2 separate regions of the Homo sapiens genome follow, and region 1 is linked to region 2. The links are chromatin loops, found by intact Hi-C in ENCODE. Cell type or tissue: gastrocnemius medialis. All regions are shown on one strand. Each heading gives the region's core, and the rest is flanking DNA. Links, peaks and the distances in the headings are about the cores only. Region 1 has its middle 24 kb from the start of BNC2. Region 2 overlaps CCDC171 (coiled-coil domain containing 171).

Region 1 (16,456 bases), core at 4,136-12,135, 980 kb before region 2:
TTGAAAGAAAATAGACCTAGGAGATATCTGAGAGCCTTCCCATTTTCTTATTTCTGTTATTGCACATAGGGTAAAAGCACAGAAGTATATAGGTCTAAGGAAACTTGATAAGCAGATTTATTCATTCAACATTCATTTTTTGAGTATCTACAATGGCTACTCAGTCATCCTGAGCGCTAGAAATATTAGAATAAGAAATAGTGTCCTTGCAAAAAACCAAACACCACATGTTCTCACTCATAGATGGGAGTTGAACAATGAGAACACTTGGACACAGGAAGGGCAACATCACACACCGGGGCCTGTTGTGGGGTGGGGGGAAGAGGGGAGGGATGGCATTAGGAGATACACCTAATGTAAATGACGAGTTAATGGGTGCAGCACACCAACATGGCACATGTATACATATGTAACAAACCTGCACGTTGTGCACATGTACCCTAGAACTTAAAGTATAATAAAAAAGTATTAAAATAAATAAATAAATAAATAAATAAATAAATAGGGTCCTTGCTCTCGGGGAGCTTATAGCGTAATGGAGTAAAAAGTACATGTCAAAGTGGTTCCATTCTTGAGATTAGAGAATGCTGAGTTTATCCTTTGAGAAGGACAGATGTCAGGATCTGTCATAACCTATTTGAAGCAAAACAATAGTAACCAATGTTGTATAGATTAATTATATTGCTTGGGGGTAGAATCTGTGTCTTTGGTGATGAAGATTGGTCATGTGATTATGGGGCAAATAGCTGCCTACATGATACATTTGTGAGATTATGCAACGCCTTTGATGACAAATCATTTCCCATTACTAACTTCACTTGGAAGGCCACAATTTAAAAGCTAACATATGGGTACAGTATTGGGCATTATTACTTTTATCAGAATTAACCAAACTTGTAGCAGAAAGAAGGGCTAAGGGAATGAGTCAGAGGACCAAAAATTGAAATAGGGAGATACAGCCAGGTTGTTGGGCTGGCCCGGAAACCAGGAGTCAACCTGGAGTATTCCTGAGTCAGAAGTGAGAAAAAATTACTTTTTTTTTTTTTTTTTTGAGATGGAGTCTAGGTCTGTCACCCAGGCTGGAATGCAGTGCAGTGATATTGGCTCACTGCCACCTCTGCTACCCGGGTTAAAGCGATTCTACTGCCTCAGCCTCCTGAGTAGCTGGGATTACAGGTGCCTGCCACCATACCCACCTAATTTTTCTATTTTTAGTAGAGACGGAGTTTCACTGTGTTGGCCAGGCTGGTCTCGAACTCCCGACCTCGTGATCCACCCGCCTTGGCCTCTCAAAGTGTGAGCCACCGCGCCTGGCCAAAAAAAAATCACTACTTTAAAAAGTCACGGGCCGGGCACGGTGGCTCACACCTGTAATCCCAGCACTTTGGGAGGCAGAGGCGGGCAGATCACGAGGTCAGGAAATCGAGACCACCCTGGCTAACACAGTGAAACTTCATCTCTACTAAAAATACAAAAAATTAGCCGGGCATGGTGGCGGGTGCCTGTACTCCCAGCTACTCGGGAGGCTGAGGCAGGAGAATGGCGTGAACGTGGGAGGCGGAGCTTGCAGTGAGCCGAGATCACGCCACTGCACTCCAGCCTGGGCGACAGAGCGAGATCTGTCTCAAAAAAAAAAAAAAAAAGTCACTACTATTCTAAGCCTCTGCTGCTTGAGAATGTATCCAATTCCCCGGCATGTTGGGGGAGTCGGCTGGGAGAGTAAATCTTGAATATCTTAAGAATCTTTATTCAAGGTTTTGAAGTTGAGTCACTGATTTAAACTGGATTTTTATGCCATTAGGGATGAAAAATTGTCATGAGGAGCCATTAGGAATGGCAATGTGTAGGCTTTTCCCCAGATTGCCACTTAGATAAAGTACGTTTTTCAGACTCCAAAAACCCACCACATCTTTCAGTTTTCCTTCTTTGAACTCAGCTCTTTTATTTTTTATTTTATTTTATTTCTTTCTCTTTTTTTTGAGACGGAGTCTCGCTCTGTCGCCCGGGCTGGAGTGCAGTGGCGCGATCTCGGCTCACTGCAAGCTCCGCCCCCCAGGTTCGCGCCATTCTCCTGCCTCAGCCTCCCGAGTAGCTGGGACTCCAGGCGCCCGCCACCTCGCCCGGCTAATTTTTTGTATTTTTGGTAGAGACGGGGTTTCACCGTGTTAGCCAGGATGGTCTCGATCTCCTGACCTCGTGGTCCGCCTGCCTTGGCCTCCCAAAGTGCTGGGATTACAGGCGGGAGCCAGCGCACCCGGCCAAACTCAGTTCTTATCAAGAGCTTTGTCATAAAGATCCACAAGCTGGAAATAATCTCTCCATTCTTCCATTTTCCCTTTTTGACTTCTTTTATGGCACTTGCTGTATTTTAAGGTAGATTATTATTTATGTTATTCTTATTTCTCTTACTAGAGGGGAAACTGTTGGCATAAAATGTGGTGGTTAAAGATATGTCCTGGATTCAGACAGATCTCAGGTCACTGTGTGCCCTCAAACCAATAGTCAACCTCTCTAAGTCTCAATGCCTTCTCTGAAAATGTATGTTATAACAGTAAGTGAAATGTCCACAGCATCATACAAGAGCATACAGCACTCAATATGTGTTAGCTACTTCTTTTTTTTTTAAAGATACTTTTCCTTTGTTAAATTTAATAATTTCAACCTCAGGAAGCCAGTGTTCTTAAAGCCATTTTCCTGAGGAGGATTCCACATTGCAGAGGTCACATAATTGTGAGAAAGTTATGTAGCTGGTGGATAGAAGAATCTGCATTTAAACCCAGGTTGTGTTTAGGCAACCTCTCTTTCCAGGGCAACAGGGAGCCACTATTAGATTCTATTCATAGCTGACTCGTAGTGTAAGGTTTTAATGTTTCCTTTTGTGTATCTTGTTTCCTCTCAGTGAAACAAATAGGCTCTGGTAGGGATGGGTCTTGGCTCAAGCATTCCTGTGTTTATCAACACTTCAAGACTTGAAAATTGAGAACAGACACTGCTTTTCATTCTGAACAACGACTTGTCAATATAAGGAAACATTTCCATTGTTTTCATATAAAAATGTTCCACTGATGCCATAATGCTAGTAGAGTTTACAAATATAAAGGCATAAGAAGAAAATAATTAAATTACCTTTTCTGAGAGACATATTAGTCTCTAAATTTTATTTCTTTGTAGCTTAAGAGTCAAAAGCCAGAGAACTGCAAATTTATTTTGTGGATGTTTTCCCCAAAAGGGCTCAAGATGAACATGATGACCCCAAATCATGCTAAAATCTCTTGGTCTTAGTTATTCCTCCTCTTGAAATAAAAAGGGCAGACAATGGAGATTTTAAAAAATTTAACTAGCACTCTAATAAAAAAACCTCTTAATTTTTAAACAGCCTACTTGTTTAAAAAAACAAAAGCTCATTCTTATCACTCATCTTTATTCTTCTTCAAGCTCTATCACAAGCATAAAATGGAAATTTACTAGCTTTTTTAAAGAACATATTTTACCACATAAGAATTAAAATAACAATTACTTTATTTTTTTCTCTCAGATACTGACCATACTTCCCAAATTTATACCATTACAGAAACTATTTTAGCTCTGAAATTTGAGATATTGCTGTATTCTACACAATATTTGAAGAATTTCTCAGTTATTCCCAGGCATTCATTTCGATGGAGTCTTTCTTTGGTCACTCAATAATTCAACCGGCATTTATTGAGTACCAATTATGTGCTAGGCAGTATGCTCAGTGCTGAGGGACTCAGGGCAGAAAAGATACGTTCCCTATACTCAACAACCTCTCAGAAGACATTTAATGAATAATTTTATCTTCCTGTTATAGTAAAATAAGCAGACGTGAATTCCTCTAAGCATCATTAAGTAACTTATGTTTCAAATGTGAGTCTCTCTTGCTGTAAGGCTCCACTATTTAACGCACTCAATGCACTGTTGAAGATTTCTAACCCTGAGTCTGATATTTTTATCAGTTTCATTTTAAGCCACATTTCCTGAACCCAGTGAAGGGTTTTTGCCATCCATTCATCTGATAAAGATTTGAGTGTCAATGTATGTAAGGCAACAGGTTAGTGTCTCTGCAGGCTAAAATGAATGGTATGAACAGTAAGTGGATGCAAAAACTGAATGGAAGAAATAAGGGTTTCAGCAGGGACTTTGGATAGAGAGGAAAGCATATTTTCCAGTTACTGTCACATGCGTCAGAGTTAATGAAGATAATATCCATTTAAGTGGTTGAGGATTTCCTTTCGTCAAGGGGCTTGCCAACCACCATCCCAGGTATCTATTACTGAATAGGATTTTTATCCAGAACCTTTTTCTGCTTCCCTACTCTGAAGCAGGATGTTCAGAATTCTGAAGAGACATTTAAATGGCGTGGGGGACTGGACGCAGTGGTGCACGCGTGTAGTCCCAGCTACTTGGGAGGCTGAGGCACGAGAATAGCTTGAACCTGGGAGGCAGAGGTTGCAGTGAGCCGAGATCATGCCACTGCACTCCAGCATGCACGACAGAGTGAGACTGTCTCAAAAACTAAAATAAAATAAATAAGTTAAATAAATGGCATGGAAACTGATATGGTTTGGTTGTGTCCCACCCAGATCTCACCTTGAATTGTAATAATCCTCATGTGTCAAGGGTGGGGCCAGGTGGAGATAACTGAATCATGGGGGCGGTTTTCCCCATAGTTTTCTCATGGTAGTGAATAAGTCTCACAAGATCTGATGGTTTTATAAATGGGAATTCCCCTGCATGAGCTCTCTTGCTTGCCACCATGTAAGACATGCCTTTGCCCTTCCTTCATCTTTTACCAGGAGTGTGAGGCCTCCCCAGCCATGTGGAATGGTGACTTTATTAAACTTCTTTCCTTGTAAATTACTCAGTCTCCAGTATGTCTTTATTAGAAGCAGGAGAATGGACTAATACAGTTAGCCTGCACCTTCTTCCTCTAAGCTTCTAGCCAGCCCCAGTCATGTTAGGTTCTAGATTCCTTCCTCTGGGTATTCTCCAGAGTCAGGAATACGCACTGCACTACGATATGAACAGGAGCCAAGGGGTGTAGTATGGATGAAAGTGACTTATGTTCTACATTACCCAATTCTATGAGATTTTCACTTTAAAACCCAGAGTGCATTTACTTTTTAATTATAAAGTTTTAAAATTACAGAATTCGAAAATCATATTCTCTGGAGTGAAAGGCAGCTCCGAGTTCCCAAAAGCACCTCTCATGTCTTAACACTCAAAACGTACGAAATTTAAGAGACCCCAGGAAAAGGGATGGCTTTCTTCATTTAGAATTTCTGCCGGGTGCAGTGGCTCACGCCTGTAATCCCAGCACCAAGATGGGCAGATCACGAGGTCAGGAGATCAAGACCATCCTGGCTAACATGGTGAAACCCCATCTCTACCAAACAAAAAACAAAAATTAGCTGGGTGTGGTGGTGGGCGCCTGTAGTCCCAGCTACTCGGGAGGCTGAGGCAGGAGAATCGCTTGAACCTGGGAAGCAGAGCTTGCAGTGAGCGGAGATCATGCCACTACACTCCAACCTGGGTGACAGAGTGAGACTCTGTCTCAAAAAAAAAAAAAAAAAAAGAATTTCTTCTCTCACCCACTCCCAGTTTTTCTTTGCTAAGGTGTCTCTTTCTTTCCACATTTATTCTACAAGCATGTGTCCTGCGGCTCTCCCAGAGGAGATAAGAAACAGAAGCTGTGTGGGGGTATAACGTCTTTCACTAGGGTGAGACTGAAATGGGGAGGGAGAGGTTGTGAGGTAAAGGCAGGTAATTAAAAACTGGCCTATGGGCTGGATGTGGTGGCTCACGCCTATAATCCCAGCACTTTGGGAGGCCGAGGAGGGTGGGATCACCTGAGGTCAGGAGTTCGAGACCAGCCTGGCCAACATGGCAAAACCCCATCTCTACTAAAAATACAAAAATTAGCCAGGCGTGGTGGCAGGCGCCTGTAATTCGAGCTACTCAGGAGGCTGAGGCAGCAGAATCGTTTGAACCCGGAGGTGGAGGTTGCACTAAGCTGAGATCGCACCACTGCACTCCAGCCTGGGCACCAGAGCAAGAGTGCATCTTAGGAAAAAAAGAAAAGAAAAGAAAAGAAAACTGGTCTACGGAAATCTGACTCTGAAGCATTCAGTTATTGGTTGGCATCTCCGTTTGTAGACAAAAGCAGCAGATCCAGCACTTGGGTTTTTTATTGCAAGTTTGAGGTCCTCACACAGGGGGCTTGAAGGGTTTTTATGGTTCAATTCATTCCAGTCTTGCACCTTAAAGTTGGTTCATCCCAGAGGGGTGACTGATGACCAGTTTTTTCTTTTCTTTTCTTTTGACACAGAGTCTCGCTCTGTCGCCCAGGCTAGAGTGCAATGGCGTGATCTCAGCTCACTATAACCTCTGCCTCTGGGTTCAAGTGATTCTGCTGCCTCAACCTCCCAAGTAGCTGGGATTACAGGTGTCTGTATCCTCAAGGTAACCAGCTTGGAGAACTTGCATCCTCAAGGTAACCAGCTTATGACAAATGAATTTATTTCTTATTAATGTTCTCGGTACTCCACATGCCAGTCACACCATATATGAGTTTCTTCTAGGATGGGTGAGTTGGCTGAGGCTGTACCCCTGAAATGAAGGAAAACCATGTGGGATAGTTGATTCTCTTTCTTTACCTCTAACTGTGCTCTGTAAGAATTCTCTTACTAGCAGCATCTTGCTGTATACAATCTGAATGTGGACGACTCATTTTAGTCTCTGCTCCAATACTGACTCCCTGGATCACACAGACCTGTCCAATATCTTGTACCTAGTTTCCCGAAGATTCTGAGAATAATAATGAGAGGCAATACATCTGAAAGCCTCTTGGAATAGACACATGTATACATAGTTTGCAGTTCAGACTGGTGTGTTTTTAGTGGCAGCATACCCTCTGCTGATCAAGCACATTAGTGGTCCATTACTGGAATCACATTTGGTGACATGCCAAGTGTCTTCTGATTTGACATCAAAGTGGTAGTGATAGCTTGAATGAGTGAACTAGCGTCTGTGAAGCTCCTTACCATGGAGATAACTGATTTTATACTAATATTTTCCTGTTTCCTTATTTGCTTTTGCTTTCCTTCCCAAGCAGCATATTTATTGTTGTTAACTTGGATCAGTTTTTGTGATCTTGGTATTAAGTGAGACAGCTATGTAAACAAGTTGCAAGCCATCATTAGTTTATCAGTAGAAGGATGTGTGGTCCATTGCCAAGATTCATTGATCTGTTTATTACGACCCTACCCAGTACAATTTTAGTGGCAATTTAAAAAATCGTCTTAGGGTTTCACTTGCAGAAGTCCACTGGTTCATTTATTAACCTACGTTTGAGGGATAGCTTGCTGTATAATCTTACCGGCATTATCATGACCGTTGTTATAATCCACTGCAGCCAGGGAGTAATATCCCAATTACATGTTCTATTGTTTCACTTGTGATATGAGAGCGATGCAAATTGTTGATGATAATTACGTTGATTTTCAGCAGTTTGCAAATTAGTAAATTAGTACATTTAGAAATATAAATATACCCAAAGGCTAATATGTGTGTTGGGACTAGTTAACAAGTATTTATTGAGTGCCTACAGTATGTGTGGTGGACTGTAATAGGCACAGTGGTAGAGATACCAGTGACGGCATAAAACAAACAAGGAACCTACCCTGGCTCAGGTTACAATTTGTGCTAGATAAAAATAAAAGTACCTTACTAATTGAGTTAGTCTGTTCTGGCAAGAAGCAACCCTGAAATGGCATAAAACAACAATTTATTAATTCCTACAATTCCGTGGGTTGGCTGGGCTGTTTACTGACTGGTTTTAGAGGATGACCAGTGGGAGAGTCGCTGGGTTGGAGAGGCTAGCCTCACTCACAGGAATGGCAGTTGGCGTTGGCTGTGGGCTGGGCATCTTGCTTCTTATTTTATTTATTTATTTATTTATTTATTTATTTATTTTCCCCCGAGATGGAGTCTTGCTCTGTCACCCAAGCTGGAGTGCAGTGGGGTGATCTCAGCTCACTGCAACCTTTGCCTCCCAGGTTCAAGCAATTCTCCTGCTACAGCCTCCCGAGTAGCTGGGATTACAGGCGTGCACCACCACACCCGGCTAATTTTTGTATTTTTAGTAGAGACGGGGTTTCACCATGTTGGCCAGGCTGGTCTTGAACTCCTGACCTTGTGATCTGCCCACCTCGGCCTCCCAAAGTGCTGGGATTACAGGTGTGAGCCACCGTGCCTGGCCATCTTGCTTCTTTTTTAAGTGGCCTCTCATCCTCTGGTAGGGTAGACCAGCCCCCTCACATGTTCTCAGGGCAATGCTCCAAGAGAGTGAAAGAGGAAGCTGCAAGGCCCGTTGAGGTCAAGCCTCGGGAATTGCTTAACATCACGTCTCCCACATTCTACTGATCAAAGCAAGACTTAAGGTCCACCCAGATTCACAGGATTGGAGAAACAGACTGCACCTCTTGATGAAAGTGGCAGAGAAGCCACATGGCAAAGATGAGGACATACCAGGATGGATGTGTTGGGGCTCAGGAAAGGATACCCCAAAATGCGGCATTTTGACATGTCGAACTAAAGACGCAGCCTTAAGGTGTCTCTGACCACCCCACCACATCACCCCTCAATCCTCTGCCTCTTCCAAAGCACAGGATGAGGCTGTTCTCTGAAATTCCCTTATCTAACAAAAAAACAGACCCGCCAAAGAATAACACAGTTGCCTTTAATCCTCCCCCTGAAATTTCACAAACCAGAGATGAAAATTCATATCAGAGAGGAACAGACTGATGATTTAACACTACACCTGGAACAAAGAGGAACTTTGTCTATTTTGAGCTCCCATTCATTTCCCAGGTAACTATATACTAACCATTCTCTGATCATTGGGCCCATTCATTCTACCTGAAAATCATTTACTACCCCCTCAAAATAACCACATTTGCCCCTTCTCCCTTTCCTCTATGAAAAAGGGTACATAAGCATCTGGAACCTATTTGGTTACTGGGTATCGTTCTCCTGTGATTCCCCATGCTTATGCACATTACATAAATTTGTAGGCCTTTTTCTCTATTAATCTGCCTATTGTCAGTTTTATTTCAAGGAACCTTTAGAGGGCAGAGAGGAAACTTTCCTCTGGCCTTACAGGTGGGTTTTGTTCCATGCTTTGCAAGCTACTACACTTGCTATGTAAAAACTAGTCCTTCACAGTGGTTGTTTTTGCATTTCAGAATTCCTATTTCATTGCTACAGATGATCAATATTGGGTCAAAACCCAGCTCTTCTCATACCTGAAGTTTATACAGGGTCCTTTTTCTTTTCTTTTCTTTTCTTTTTGAGACGGCGTCTCACTCTTGTTGCCCAGGCTGGAGTGCAATGGCGTGATCTCTGCTCACCACAACCTCTGCCTCCCGGGTTCAAGCAATTCTCCTGCCTCAGCCTTCCGAGCAGCTGGAATTACAGGTGCCTGCCACCATGCTCAGCTAATTTTTTGTATTTTTTAGTAGAGATGGGGTTTCTCCATGTTGGCCAGGCAGGTCTTGAACTCCTGACCTCAGGTGATCCACTCGCCTCGGCCTTCCAAAGTGCTGGGATTACAGGTGTAAACCACCACACCCAGCCACAGGGTCCTTTTTCTATATGTCAATTTAAGTTAGGCCAGACACAGTAGCTCACGCCTGTAATCTTGGGAGGCCTGTAATCTTGGGAGGCCAAGGTGGGCAGATGGCTTGAGCCCAGGTGTTCAAGACCAGCCTGTGCAACATGCGAGACACTGTCTTTACAAAAATAAATAAATAAATAAATAAATAAAAATTAGCTGGGAATGATGACACATGCCTGTAGTCCTAGTTTCTCAGGAGGCTAAGGTGGGAGGATCATCTGAGCCCAGGAGTTTGAGGTTACAGTGAACTATGGTCATGCCATTGCACTCCAGCCTGGGCAACAGAATGAGACTCTGTCTCTGAAAAAACGGTCTCACTCTCACTCATATCTCCCTCTCTGAATATTAGTGTTATCATTTTCCTCTATGTTCGAGAAATATTTTATCCACATATGTGCAAATACATAGAGATATTCCCTTTCTCTCCTTTTTTACACAAAAGGTAGCATACTACATATGCTGTTTTTCACCTTGCTTTTTTTCCTTATTATATCTTACTCCATTCAATATCTAAAGAGATTTGCATTCTCTTTTAGAGCTGCATAGTATTCCGTGGTATTCCATGTGCCATCACTTATTTATTCAGTATCCTATTGAATGGACGCTTAGATTGTTTTTCTGTCTTTTGCTATTTAAACAAAGCTACAGTGGATTACTATGTCGCTTTCCTCAAGTGGAAGTGTATCTGGAATTTCCTAGAAGCTCAAAGGATATATGCATTTCCAATTTTGAAAAATATTGCCAAATGGATTTCTCTAGCTGCTAAACCAATTTACACTTATAACAGTAATGTGTGAGTATGCCTGTTCCTCACACCCTTCATCAGGTATTATCAAATGGCTGTTATTTACGTTAGTATCTGTTATTACAAGTTGCTTTTCTACAATGCCTTAAAGTAGAAAAAACCCTGTAACATACTCTGGGTTTATACAATAGTGGGTTAAGTTTTATTACAGTAATTTCCCTGGTGATGACCTAGCGGCTCAAATGTCCTATATAACTTGCCTAGTGTCATGCAGCAGGTAAGGGTCAAAATCAGGTCTGGGGCCTTAAACTGCCAGTTTAAGGCATATACCCTAACATCAATATTGTCTTCTATTATGTAAAATATACATAATACGAAATTCACCATCTATGCCATTTTAAGTATACAGTTTAGTGGCAATAAGTTCTTTTCACACTGTTGTGCTCCTTTCACAACTATTCACCCACGGAACTCTTCATATTGTGAAAATTGAAACGCTGTACCTATTAAATAATAATTCTCGCCAGGCGTGGTGGCTCACGCCTGGAATCCCAGCACTTAGGGAAGTCCAGGCGGGTGGATCAACTGAGGTCGGGAGTTCGAGACCAGCCTGACCAACATGGAGAAACCCCGTCTCTACTAAAAATACAAAAAATTAGCCAGGCGTGGTGTCGCCTGCCTGTAATCCCAGCTACTCGGGAGGCTGTAGCAGGAGAATCGCTTGAACCCGGGAGGCTGTGGTGAGTCAAGATCATGCCATTGCACTCCAGCCTGGGCAATAAGAGCAAAACTCCATCTCAAAAAAAAAAAAAAGTAAATAACTCTCCTTCCTTCTGACCCCAGGCCCTGGCAACAATTATTCTACTTTCTGTCTCTATGAGTTTGAAAACTCTAGGTACCTCCTTATCAGTGGAATCATACAGTATTTGTCCTTTCGTGACTGGCTTATTTCATTTAGCATAACGTCCTCAGGGTTCATCCATGTTGTAGCATGTTTTCCGTGTAGTTTTTAATCTAGATTTCCCTGATGTCTAATGATGTTCCTCTGCTCACTGATCAATTGTATATCTTTTGGGAAAAATGTCTGTTCATGTATTTTCACTGTCTGTTACGTTCTAAAAGTATCTCCCAAAATTCATGTGGTTGAAACTTAATGGCCAATGTAATAGTATTAAAAGGAGAGCCCTTGGCCAGGCGTGGTGGCTCACACCTGTAATCCCAGCACTTCGGGAGGCAAGGCAGCCAAATTACCTGAGGTCAGAAGTTTGAGACCAGCCTGGCCAACATGGCGAAACGTTGTCCCTACTAAAAATACAAAAATTAGCCACGTGTGGTGGTGAACACCGGTAGTTCCAGCTACTCAGGGGGCTGAGGCAGAAGAATCACTTGAACTTGGGAGGCAGAGGTTGCAGTGAGCTGAGATCATGCCACTGCATTCCAGCCTGGAAGACAGAGCAAGACTCCATCTCAAAAATAAATAAATAAATAAATAAATAAATAAATAGGCCTTTAGGAGGTGATTAAGTCACAAGGGTGGAGCCTTCAAAATGGGATTAGTGTCCTTATAAACGGGCTTGAGGGAGTGGGTTCTCCCTTACCAGGCACCAGATGCTGGCACCTTGATCTTGGACTTTCCAGCATCCAGAACTATAAGAAATGCATTTCTATGCCGGGCACAGTGGCTTACGCCTGTAATCCCAACATTTTGGAAGGCTGAGGTGGGTGGATCACCTGAGGTCAGGAGTTCAAGACCAGCCTGACCAACATGGTGAAACCCAGTCTCTACTAAAATACAAAAAAATTAGCTGGGCATAGTGGCGGGTGCCTGTAATCTCAGCTACTGAGGGAGGCAGAGGGAGGAAAGAGAATTGCTTGAACCCAGGAGGCAGAGGTTGCAGTGAGCCGAGATCGTCCCATTGCACTCCAGCCTGGGCAACAAGAGCAAAACTCTGTCTCAAAAAAAAAAAAAAAAAATTCTGTTCTTTATTAATTACCCAGTCTGTGGTATTTTGTTACAACAGCATGAATGAACTAAGACATTGTCCACAATTTAATGATTACTCTGGATCAAAACCCACTTTTTGCATTGCCTATGAAACATCTCTAGTTATTTCCTCTTATTTTTCCCCTCTAGGATTCATACAATGAGGTATATCACTTAATCACAACCTGTGAGCTGATAGAAGCTCAGTAATAATGGATGTTCATAATAATGGGAAGGCCTGCTGAATCCTGATGAGCCCTCCAGCCTGACAGAGAAAAATGTTAATGATGGTAACTACGAATAATTTTAGGATTTAAGTATATTTTAATTAGTCTGCTGCTTCAAAATTGGTAATGAATATAGGTTTTCATTAACTCTTCATTTTTATTTTTCTTCATTTTAAACTACTGTATACATTGCTGCCTGAATAATTTTTAACAGTGTAAATCTGATCATGTCACCCCCTACCTCAAAACCTTCAAAAGCTCCCCATTGCCAACTTAAATAAATACAATCGTTTTCTATAATTCAGGATCTTCCCATATGCTATGGTTTCAATGCATCCCCCAAAAGTTCCAGTGTTGGAAACTTGGTTGCTGTTGTGGTGGTGTTGAGAGGCAGGGCTTTGAGAGGTTACTGAGTCATAAGGGCTCTGCCATTATCATAGGAGTGGGTTATTTATCTCAGGAGTTCGGACCCCTTTTCTTTGTCTTGCATGCTCACTTCTGCCTTCTGTCCTTCAACCACAGGGTGACCCTGGCCAGATGCCAGTGCCATGGTCTTGGGTTCCCAGCCTCTAGAACCATGAGCCAAATAAATCTCTTTTCTCTATAAATTATCCAGTCTGTGGTATTCTGTTAAGCAGCAGAAAACAGACTAAGATACTATCTTTTTCTGACACAAAAAATCAGTAAAATGTTAATTTTATATTGTGACTCAGAACACAAACATATATATAAACACACGCCCAAACAATAGAAACAAATCCTTCACAGAAAGTTCCTACCATGGCCGGGCACAGTGGCTCAAGCCTGTAATCCCAGCACTTCAGGAGGCCGAGGCGGGCAGATCACTTGAGGTCAAGAGTTCGAGCCCAGCCTGGCCAACACGATGAAACCCTGTTTCTACTAAAAATACAAAAATTAGCCGGGCATGGTGGCGCATGCCTGTAGTCCCAGCTACTTGGGAGGCTAAGGCAAAAGAATGGCTTGAACCTGGGAGGCAGAGGTTGCAGTGAGCTGAGATTGCACCATTGCACTCCAGCCTGGGCGACAGAGAAAGACTCCATCTCAAAAAAAAAAAAAAAAGTTCCTACCATTACTACATAAAATGCATTCTGCTATATATATTAATATAACATATTTAACATATAATGTATTAATATAACATATTTAATATAGTAATATAACATGTAATATATAATGTATTAATTAGTGTATTTAATATATATCAATACGTTAATATATCGATATATTTACTATACATAATAAAAAACATATTATATATATGTATTATATTTTAGAGGCAAGGTCCCACTGTGTTGCTCAAGGTGGATTTGAACTCCTGGGCTCAAGTGATCTTCCTGCCTCAGCCTCCCAAGTAGCTGGGACTACAGGTGCCTGCTACCATACCTGGCTGCATTCTGATATTTTAAAATTAAAACAAAAAATATGTGATGGGGCTCACTAAATTGGTTTTCAAACCTAAAGTTTGGAAAACGTGCTTCTACATCATGGCCAAATATGGCAAGTTTCTTCAGAGCCCTGTAGGACCTACTCCAGTGATACCCAAGCCTGACTGCACATTAGAATCACTTGGAGAACTGAAATTAGTTTCTTTTTTTCTTTTTGTTTTTTGAGACTGAGTCTCGCTCTGTCGCCCAGGCTGGAGTGCAGTGGCGCAATCTCGGCTCACTGCAAGCTCCGCCTCCCGGGTTCACGCCATTCTGCTGTTTTCAGTCTCCCGAGTAGCTGGGGCTGCAGGCGCCCGCCACCACGCCCGGCTAATTTTTTTGTATTTTTAGTAGAGACGGGGTTTCACCGTGTTAGCCAGGATGATCTCGGTCTCTTGACCGCGTGATCCGCCCGCCTCGGCCTCCCAAAGTGCTGGGATTAAGTGCTGGGATTACAGGTGTGACCCACCGCGCCTGGCTGAAATTATTTTCTTAAAAAAAAAAAAAAAAGACGAGACATAATTGAGATCTCTTTGAAAATTCTCATTTATAGGGTCTGCGAAGGAGACCAGAAAGCTGTGTTTTTATTAAATCTCCCCAGTTAATTCTGTCTCGCAGCCAGATTTGGGAACGACTGCTCTTACCACATACTATTTGTCTTTCCTTCATCCCAGACAAATATTCCTTGCTTCATGCATGTTCTTTCTTTGCACATGCATGTTTTCTACCTGTAATCTAGGCCCTCTAAGCCCATCTCAAATACCACTTCCTACTTATTCTTCCCACCAGAAGAACAGTCTCATTTCCTTAGACTTGCCACAAGTCTTTATTTGGGTTTTGTTGATGGGTCTTCTCTTACCCTACCTTACTATGCTTATCTTCCCAATACTTTGTAAACAATCACATTATCATTGCCCCTTATGGGGAGAACAATGGCCTATTTAAAGTCAGAATTTGATAGACTTTCTTGAAATAGAATCTTCCATTCTGGAGCCAAGCTAGTTAAAAGAGAGTTTAAGCAACATCAGATTCTCTTATATTTTAATGTGCTTTTATGGGCATGAATAGGTGAATGTTAAGCCTTTCTGCATGGGAAATTCTTGCAATTTAGCCTCTGGTTAGCTCTTTTTCAATATTCTTTTCATCATAGCCCTCCAAAGGAAGAGACAATGGCCAGATCTACATGCCCATATCCAAAATAAACTAGAACCAAAATTCTCTCCATCCTATTTGATGTTAGGCTCCCTTAAGAATTCCTAGTCTCTGTGACAGGATGTTTCCAGGTCATGTCTTCGAATTCGAAGCAAATCAAATACCCTAAATGTTTTGTTTCCATCTGATTTGTCTGTGCGTGTTCAGAGCACCGTTACAGTACTGTGTTTTCCATTTTGCACGGGTATAAATTAAAGCGCAGGGAGGATTTGATTAGCTTAAGATCCCAGAGTGACTGGCAATGATGGGAATAAAGGATTGCTCCCCAGATTCCTGGCTCAGTTCACCCTGTACCAAACCACAGGTATGTCGCCTTTTTGCTGATGAGGCCACACAACGTTCCTTGAAGGGGATACCCATTAGCTCTGAAAGGATGAAGGCACAAGGAGAGACTTCCAGAGAGTCATTTGGAGAGTCAGGGTAAGGGCCAATGATGTCCTGGAAGTTCGAGTGAGCATTTTAAAATATGGTTTAGAAAAATATGTGGTTAGTAAATACTTAACAGGGTTTGAGGATACTTATTTTAAATGTCAAGCCACTTTGCATTTATGGGAAATATATAGTCCTGCATGTCCATCTCTTACTCTGAGTGTAACACACACAAAATGATAAGACAATATCAAGTTTTAAACAAGACATCATCGGCCAGGCGCGGTGGCTCACGCCTGTAATCCCAACATTTTGGGAGGCCGAAACGGGTGGATCACAAGGTCAGGAGATCGAGACCATCCTGGCTAACACGGTGAAACCCCGTCCCTACTAAAAATATAAAAAAAAATTGGCTGGGCATGCTGGCGGACGCCTGTAGTCCTAGCTACTCAGGAGGCTGAGGCAGGAGAATGGCGTGAACCTGGGAGGCAGAGTTTGCAGTGAGCCAAGATCGCGCCACCACACTCCTGCCTGGGCAACAGAGCGAGACTCTGTCTCAAAAAAAAAAAAAAAAAAAAAAAAAAGACATCATCACATGAATTCCTAGGAAATGCTAAAATTTAAAATGATACCAATGACGAAATGTATGTGGTGGTGGTAGCGATAAAACTGTAGAACTGGGTATCAGAATTAGCAAAGACTGGAAATTCTGGCCTCCAAATATATCTTGGAAGAGGGAAAATCACTGAGGATTCCCACCATATAATCAAGGTTCCAGTG
Region 2 (8,000 bases), core at 1-8,000:
ATTCTATAGATGAAGAATCACTACAGGGTGAACCATCTCTTCTAAATGAAATGATGAATGTATCCTGTAGATATGTTCAAAGGGGAAAAAGTGTTGAAAAGTAGAGTTTTGGTATGATTGTGAAGTATATTAAACACACTTTCATTAAGATATCAGTAGCGTAACAATTGGTAAAAATTTTTGGAACCCACGGAGAAACAATCTCACCTTACCAAGTTTGGTCTTCTTAAAATACAAGTAATTGTTTTCATATTAAATAACAGTAAAAAGTAGTAATAGTATGACCCAACAAAGCTGATACAACTTAAACAGTATAATGTAAAATTAACCAATCAAATCAGAGATAGCAAGAAGAAATATGAAAAAGGCTAGAATAAATTCCAAATACTCCAAAATTTTAAAAAGTTTCCTCTTCATTTTAATTTCTCTTGGTGGAGGTCAAATTTACTAATCTCTCATTAAGAAATTAACAAAGTCATTTTAAAAACTGAACTCACAACTCTGGTCCCAAATAACTGTCTTTTTACATTTATTGGATAGATTACTCGTACTTTTCACTCAATAAATATTTATTGAGCACCTACTATAAGCCAGACTGCTCTTAGAACTGGAAAGTCTTAACAGCAATGAAGCAAACACTGAAAACTGCCTTTCTTTATGGAACCTACATTCTACTGAGGAAGGAGCAAACAAACAATAAGCAAATAAATAAAATGCACCATATGTCAGTTTGACGATAACTGCTAGAGGGGAAAAAAATAAGAAAGGTGGAAGGTAGACAGGAAATATGGGGCAAAAGAGAGACAGTTTTTCAGGGGGCAGGGAGAGTTGATGGTTGTGATTTTGAATACCCTGGTTACAAAGGATTTATTTGGACGCTGGCACTTGAGCCAAGACTAGAAGGTGAGGAATCAGACCACAGCCATGCATCTATTTGTTTTAATGCTAACTCTTTTTCTGTTGAATGTAGCATTTGAAGCGGGTCAACAGCGGAATAGCAAAATGATACTGTTTTTCTTTATAAGTCACTGTAATCAAACCAAAAAAAATTAAAAAGACATTCCAATTATTGGTAACCTTCTGAATCTACTGTTGACATATCAGCCTTTTGAGGGAAAGTTTAAATGTTTACTTATTCCTTTATGTCACAATACATTCATTTTTTAAAACTCCCCAAAAATATATTTCAAGTAGAGAAATTTTTTTTTTTTTAGTGTTAAGTGAGCCCAAACTTCATCATGGGCTGAAATTTTAAGACATGAAAATAGCTGCTGAAACTGAATTTTAATCATATAGATGAATCACAACATGCATCTTTAGCTAGGCATGTATTATGGATAAGTCTAGATTTCTACAGAGAATAATCACATGTTCTAATTACCATTTTGGTTATACGCATAATTAATAATATTCTGTCTTAATGGGACACACTGAATCTTCAGACAGTTGCAAGCTTTAACTATGCATACTGCCAAATTCAACTGTCAGCTGCACTGCCAAACACAAAGGAATCTTGATGTAGTGTTTTAGCATTGATAACAATATGCATATCTTTATACATAATACAATGAAAAAATTAATTGCTTTTCTTCTTTCAAATTTTTCTCCACACAAATAATTTTATGTCACTTGATTGATCATTTACCCTAAATTATATATATTGGCAAATGATCTTATGAACATTAAAAACATAAATGTAAATGTAACCCAAGATTCAAAAAGTTATAAAAATATTGTTAGACAAGGACTTACTGATTGTAAACTTGCATTTTCACGTAAACAAGCTGTGTGAAGTTCTGATTTCAAGGCTGCAATGTGACTTCGATGAGATGTCATTTCCTTCTCTAATGTCATGATTCTAGTGCTTGCAAGCTGGTAGACATCCATGAAACTTTTAATCATAGCCTTAAGAAATAAAAATAATGTCACATATAATTCAAATAAATATGTCCCCAAAGGAGAATTTCCATAATTTGAAAGCAAAACCATTAAAATTTTAAAATAAACAACTTTTCATCTTTCTTTAAAATAATAAAGCTAAACCTAACATTTTATATTGAGAACAGTGACTATTTTAAGAAAGTTTGTGAGAAAATAATTGAGACTTCATTCCAGAGTATTTATTTAAATAAGATGTACTTTGATCTATTGTGCTTAAAATTTAGAATGCGGTTTTAAAAGATGGCACAGTTATTTTCTGTAGTAAAGTTAAATTCAAGTTGTAATTTGACCTAAATTTCCATCTTAAGAGAGGTGCAATCTTAATGGGTATACAAACAAGGTATTTCAAAATAAGCTGAGTTAGTAAAATTTTTAAACCACCTAAAAAACAAATGTTTTGAAACAAAAGGAGCTAAAATAATCTTGTGATTTTTAAGAGTAAATGTGATTCTTATTTTGTAAGAAAAGTATAATTATGTTGATTCATGTAACACAGAAATGCCCTTACATTGGACTATACATAATAAAACAATTAACATAAGCAAGTTCTGGTAACCTATTATCTCCTCTAAACAGTACCATATTTAGGGAATTATTGTATCACAGTTTAATCATATTTTATAGAATTTTTCTTCTAAAGCAATTTGTAATAAATTTTAAGTCCAGGATACTATTATGCCTTTTTAAAGGAGACTTTCAAAATAACTCAAATATAGCAAAATAAATCCCATATTTCAAAGACATTTTCAAAAATAATACTATATTGTTTACAAGAAAAATGTTCCTACAACAGCCACAACTTAGTATAAAGGTAGACAGTCTGAGAATTTGCAAATTACATTCTATCTTAAGGTTGTAAATTAGGAAAGCTTTGAGAAATTATGTATTTGAGCAGTTGTGAATGCATGTGAAAAATAATTTAGTGAACAAAGACAGAGTAAGAAACAATATAGTAAATGTATGCAAAACAGAGGTAAGTTAGTTACTTGCAGGTAAGAGTAAGAAAATTCAGACCTTTTGGCCTAATAAATTCTTATTTGCCCTCAAAAAACCAGCTCAGATCTTTTTCAAGAATCCTCTTGTGAGCCCAAAAAAGGCAGTGTTAACTTCTATCCTGGTTTTCTGTGGATCCTTCATGCCTGCTTCTACTGTTGCATATTATTGCTTTAGTAGAAATTTATTAGTTTACATGTTTATCTTCTTTACTAGACTGAGAAGCTACTTAAGGCAAGATACTCTGCCTATACATATTTGGAGCTTCAGGGATAGTGAGTACTTGTTTGAATGACTGCTTGAATTAATGACTGCTTTGAAGAATGAATGGATGAAAAATTAGAAAAGATAAAAACCATAAGTTGAAACCATATATTGTTATAAAATGCCTTCTACGAAAGGGTGATGATGTTTGGGAAAGTATAATCTTAACACCTAATCTAATGAATAAATTATTAATAATACTCTGTTCAAGTTGAAAAAAAGCAGAAGCATAACTATAGGCTAGGCATAAAAGGGTGAAGTACACAAATGTTAATTTATTAACCAACACTACATAAGCATTATATGACTTCTTACCTGGGAATATCTGACATATCCTAACCTATCTTCCTTTGAATCATTTCAAGGCAAGTTTATAGCTAATACTAATACAAACTATATCTCTGCATCTCAAAAGTATGTGAAAATCAGAAACTTGAATTACATCTGTTTTTTCCTATGTCAAGTCTCTCTCAATTCTTATAAATTCATGTATCTTCTCCATTGAGATAGTAGACCAGAAATCACAAGTCCTGGTTTTTTTTTTTTTTCTGAGTCTTACTTTGATTCAACTCTATGTTGTTGGGAAATGCCACATAATCCCTCTGAGCCTCCATCTCCTCCCTCTATAAAATGGGAAAAAGAGTCGTTTTCTTGTCTACTTCCAAAACTGTTGTAAGGCTCAGAAAATTAAAATAGCTAATGTTTACTAGGGATTTACTGAAGTGCAGGGACCATGTAGCATATTACATGCTTAATTTCATTTATCTTTACAGTAACCATATGGAGTAGATACTTTTTTTAATCTAGTTTTTCAGAGCAAAACACAGGAGCTTGGAGGGATTAAATAACTAGTCCAAGTTTACAATTAGTTGTACAATGGTCAGGATACAAATCCAAGTATTTCTCAAGCAAACTCACTCTCTTAACCCTTCACCTATGTTGCATTTAATATAAGAAAGCACTCTAAAAATGGTAAACTATTGAATTTCATTGTAGTATTATTACTATTGTTCTATTTTTAAATTCTCCACTAAAATCTAAATGAGACAATCTGAAATATGTGGTTCTTAGATATATACTTTTATTGTCTAAGGACCTAAAATGTATAAAAGGCTGAAACATGCATAAATGCTTATTGAATGGTAAGAAAGTTCCCTTCCATCAGTAATAGGCTCCTGGATTATTATTTCACTGTAAGTCACAAGAGAATTGACCTTTAATATTTTAGGATTAAAAGTTCCACATTTTAAAAGTTATCCCATTTTCTAACCTTGGAGAAACACATTTTATGAATTTCATCTTTATGACATTCTAAAAGGAATAAATAATATAAATGATATTCCTTCAAATCTCCCTTTAAAAATAAATTTTTTGAGAAGTAATGTCAGAAATTTTATATAGTGGATAACTCTTCCTTGATCTACTTTTAATAACTAAATTCTAATATTCAGCGAAATATTAATATAAACCACATACTACTTCTTTATAACACTAAAAAGAATATAATAATCCAATTTTTCTTAGGATTTCAAATCTTAAACATTCCAACTCTCTTAAAGTAGTATTTTGAGAGACAAAATAAAATTTGTATAATAGTGCATATGATACTTTTTCAGAGCAGCAAGGTACAATGATCAATACAGAAAGCAGGTTTCATGTTACTAATATGTATAAAATATACTATGCTCTTCTAAACAAAAGTCTCCTTCAAAACTGGAAGGTATGAGGAGTATCACTGAAATGGCAATTATTCAAAGAAGCCACATATCCTTTGAAGAATAAAGAATGTTAACTTCCAGTATTAATAAGTGATTCAAACTATACAGTAAAGCATACCAATGAAAAATTCAACTCCTTAATACAAAAGAAAGGTGTCAAGTTGGCAGAAGAAATGGAAATGACAGTCTGACTGTCTAACCCTCTACGACATATCCTGTTCCCTTATTAAAAGATCACATTATTTTACATTAGGAAACAATGACAAAACAGCATGATATTATATACAGCAAGTCCAGGATTTGAGAACTTATCCTGTTGTCATCCTTGGCCCCAGGGGCTTATTTTGACTATACCATGCAGTGAGATCTGTATCTCAGTGAGACTCGGTTAGTATATGAAGAACAAAAGACAGTTTCTGAACAAGAATAGCCTTTGTTTAAGGGATAATCTATAGTGTTTATAATTGACAGTAATAAGACGAGGGAATTCAAACATAAAATTCCACATCTATCCATTTTTTAAAAGTGTACGTGCATTAGAATATAAAAAGTTATAAGATACAAACAGTTGCATGTCACTTGAAGACTAGAAGACCATTTATATAATTTGTTATGTACATATTATTAAGTAGTTTAGACTGACTTCAAATTTGAACATCAGGAACAATGGGATAGTTGGGGGACTGATATTAAGAGAAGAAGAAAATAGTGAAAAATATCATAAAGCCTACATGCCAAAATATCAAATATTTTATCTACATTTTTGAGTAATTGGAAAGCAAAAAACTCTATCACTTCGACTTTAATTCATATAATTATATACATACTTCATTTCTATATCTTACGTAAATATATTGTGTAAAACACATATGCCAAATATACTAAATATGTGAAATGTAATACATTCTCACAAAATCAGGATAAAAATTCATACCTTATAACATTTTATAGAAATTAAATGAGTATTAATACATGAAATGAGCTTAAACTACCTGGCATATAATAAAGGCTCAGGTAAATGTTACCTGTAATAATGATATCAAATAGGAAAATTACTATTTAAGCTCATAAAAGAAAGATTCAATATTTCTGAGAGGTGTAAATTATTAGACATAATGTGAATATTTTAAATATAAAATATTTAAATATTTATTTCTCTTTGATAATAAAAGTTACTATTTATTATGTCATTCCTAAGGAAGAAGATCTCACAATGATAACATGGTTATGCTCAACAAAATACTAGCAAATAGAATCCAACAGCACATCAAAAAGATAATACACTATAACCAGGTGAGATTTACTGCAGGAATGCAAGGATGGTTCAATATATGTAAATCAACAAACATGATATATCACATAAACAGAATTAAGGACAAAAACCATAAGATCATCTCAATAGATGCAGAGAAGGCATTTGGTAAAATTCAGTATACCATCATGATAAAAATCCTCAAAGAACTAGGCAGAGAAGGGAGAGGCCTCAACATAGTAAAGGGCCTATATGACAAACCAACAGCCAACATTATACTTAATGAAGAAAAGTTGAAAGCATTCTAAGAACTGGAACAAGAAAAGGACGTCCACTTTTTGCCACTTTTATTCCACACAGTACTGAAGTCCTTGACAAAGCAATCAGGCAAGAGGAAAAAAATAACAGGTATCATAATTGGCAAACAGGAAGTCAAATTATCCCTGCTCGCTGATGATATATTCTTCTATCCAGAAAATCCTAAAGAACCCACCAAAAAACACTTAGATTTGATAAATTCAGTAAAGTTTCAGGATGCAAAATTAATGTACACAAATCAGCAGCATTTCCATACACCCATAATAATCTATCTGAGGACAAAATCAAGAAAGCTATCCAATTCCCAATAGCTATAAAAAAAAACACTAGGAATATATTTAACCAAAGACGGAAAGATCTATAAGTAGAACTACAAAACACTGATGAAAGAAATTGTAGATAACACAAACAATTGGAAAAATATCCAATGATCATGAATTGGAAGGATTAATATCGTTAAAATGACCATATTGCCCAAAGCAATCTATAGATCCAATGCAATCTCTATCAAATTACCAATGTCATTTTTCAAAGAGTTAGAAAAAACAATCCTAAAATTCATATAAAACAAAAATAGAGGATTCCTGGCAAGATGTCTGAATAGGAACAGCTCCAGTCTGCAGCTCCCAGCAAGACCAATGCAGAAGGTGGGTTACTTCTGCATTTCCAACTGAGGTACCCGGTTCAACTCACTGGGGCCGGTTAGACAGTGGGTACAGCCCACAGAGGGTGAGCAGAAGCAGAGTGGGGCATCACCTCACCCGGGAAGCACAAGGGGTCAGGGAACTCCCTCTCCAAACCAAGGGAAGCCATGAGGGACCCTGACGTGAGGGATGGTGCTATCCGGCACAGATACTACGCTTTTCCCACAGTCTTCACAACCCAGACCAGGAGATTCCCTTGGGTACCTACATCACAAGGGCCCTGAGTTTCAAGCACAAAACTGGGTGGCCATTTGAGCAGACATCAAGCTATCTGCAGGAGTTTTTTTTTCATACCCCATTGTCACCTGGAACACTAGCAAGACAGAACTGTTCACTCCCCTGGAAAGGGGCCTGAAGCCAGGGAGCCAAGTGGTCTTGCTCAGAAGAGACCGCCCCCATGGAACCCAGCAAGCTAAGATCCACTGGCTTGAAATTCTCGCTGCCAGCACAGCAGTCCGAAGTCAACCTGGGATGCTCAAGCTTGGTGTGGGGAGACATGTCCACCATTACTGAGGCTTGAGAAGGCGGTTTTCCCCTCACAGTTTAAACAAAGCCTCCAGGAAGTTCTGACTGGACAGAGCCCACTGCAGTTCAGCAAAGCCACTGTAGCCAGACTGCCTCTCTTGACTCCTCCTCTCTGGGCAGGGAATCTCTGAAAGAAAGGCAGCAGCCCCAGTGAGGGGCTTATAGATAAAACTCCCATCTCCCTGGGACAGAGTACCTGGGGGAAGGGGGGCAGCTGTGGGCACAGCTTCAGCAGACTTAAACGTTCCTGCCTGTCAGCTCTGAAGAGAGCAGCAGATCTCCCAG

Evidence for each region. Peaks named below come from ENCODE experiments on the same cell type or tissue, not always from the same donor. Only the 100,000 strongest peaks of a DNase experiment are listed, where the experiment ranks them.
Region 1: a loop joins it to region 2, with 16 times the contacts of the local background. A loop is called at or near these places in 1 of 110 quality-filtered maps.

What each region holds. Positions count from the first base shown.
Region 1 is chr9:16,886,174-16,902,629 of GRCh38, reverse strand. No RefSeq gene overlaps it. Among named protein-coding and RNA genes, the nearest start is that of BNC2, 24 kb to the right of the region's middle. In gastrocnemius medialis, for the core only: no CTCF peak of the experiment used is centred there; a DNase peak (open chromatin) is centred at 8,359.
Region 2 is chr9:15,914,175-15,922,174 of GRCh38, reverse strand. It overlaps CCDC171 (coiled-coil domain containing 171), which reads right to left. Exons shown (of 26, transcript NM_173550.4): 25 at 1,753-1,905. Among named protein-coding and RNA genes, the nearest start is that of LINC03041, 360 kb to the left of the region's middle. In gastrocnemius medialis, for the core only: no CTCF peak of the experiment used is centred there; no DNase peak of the experiment used is centred there.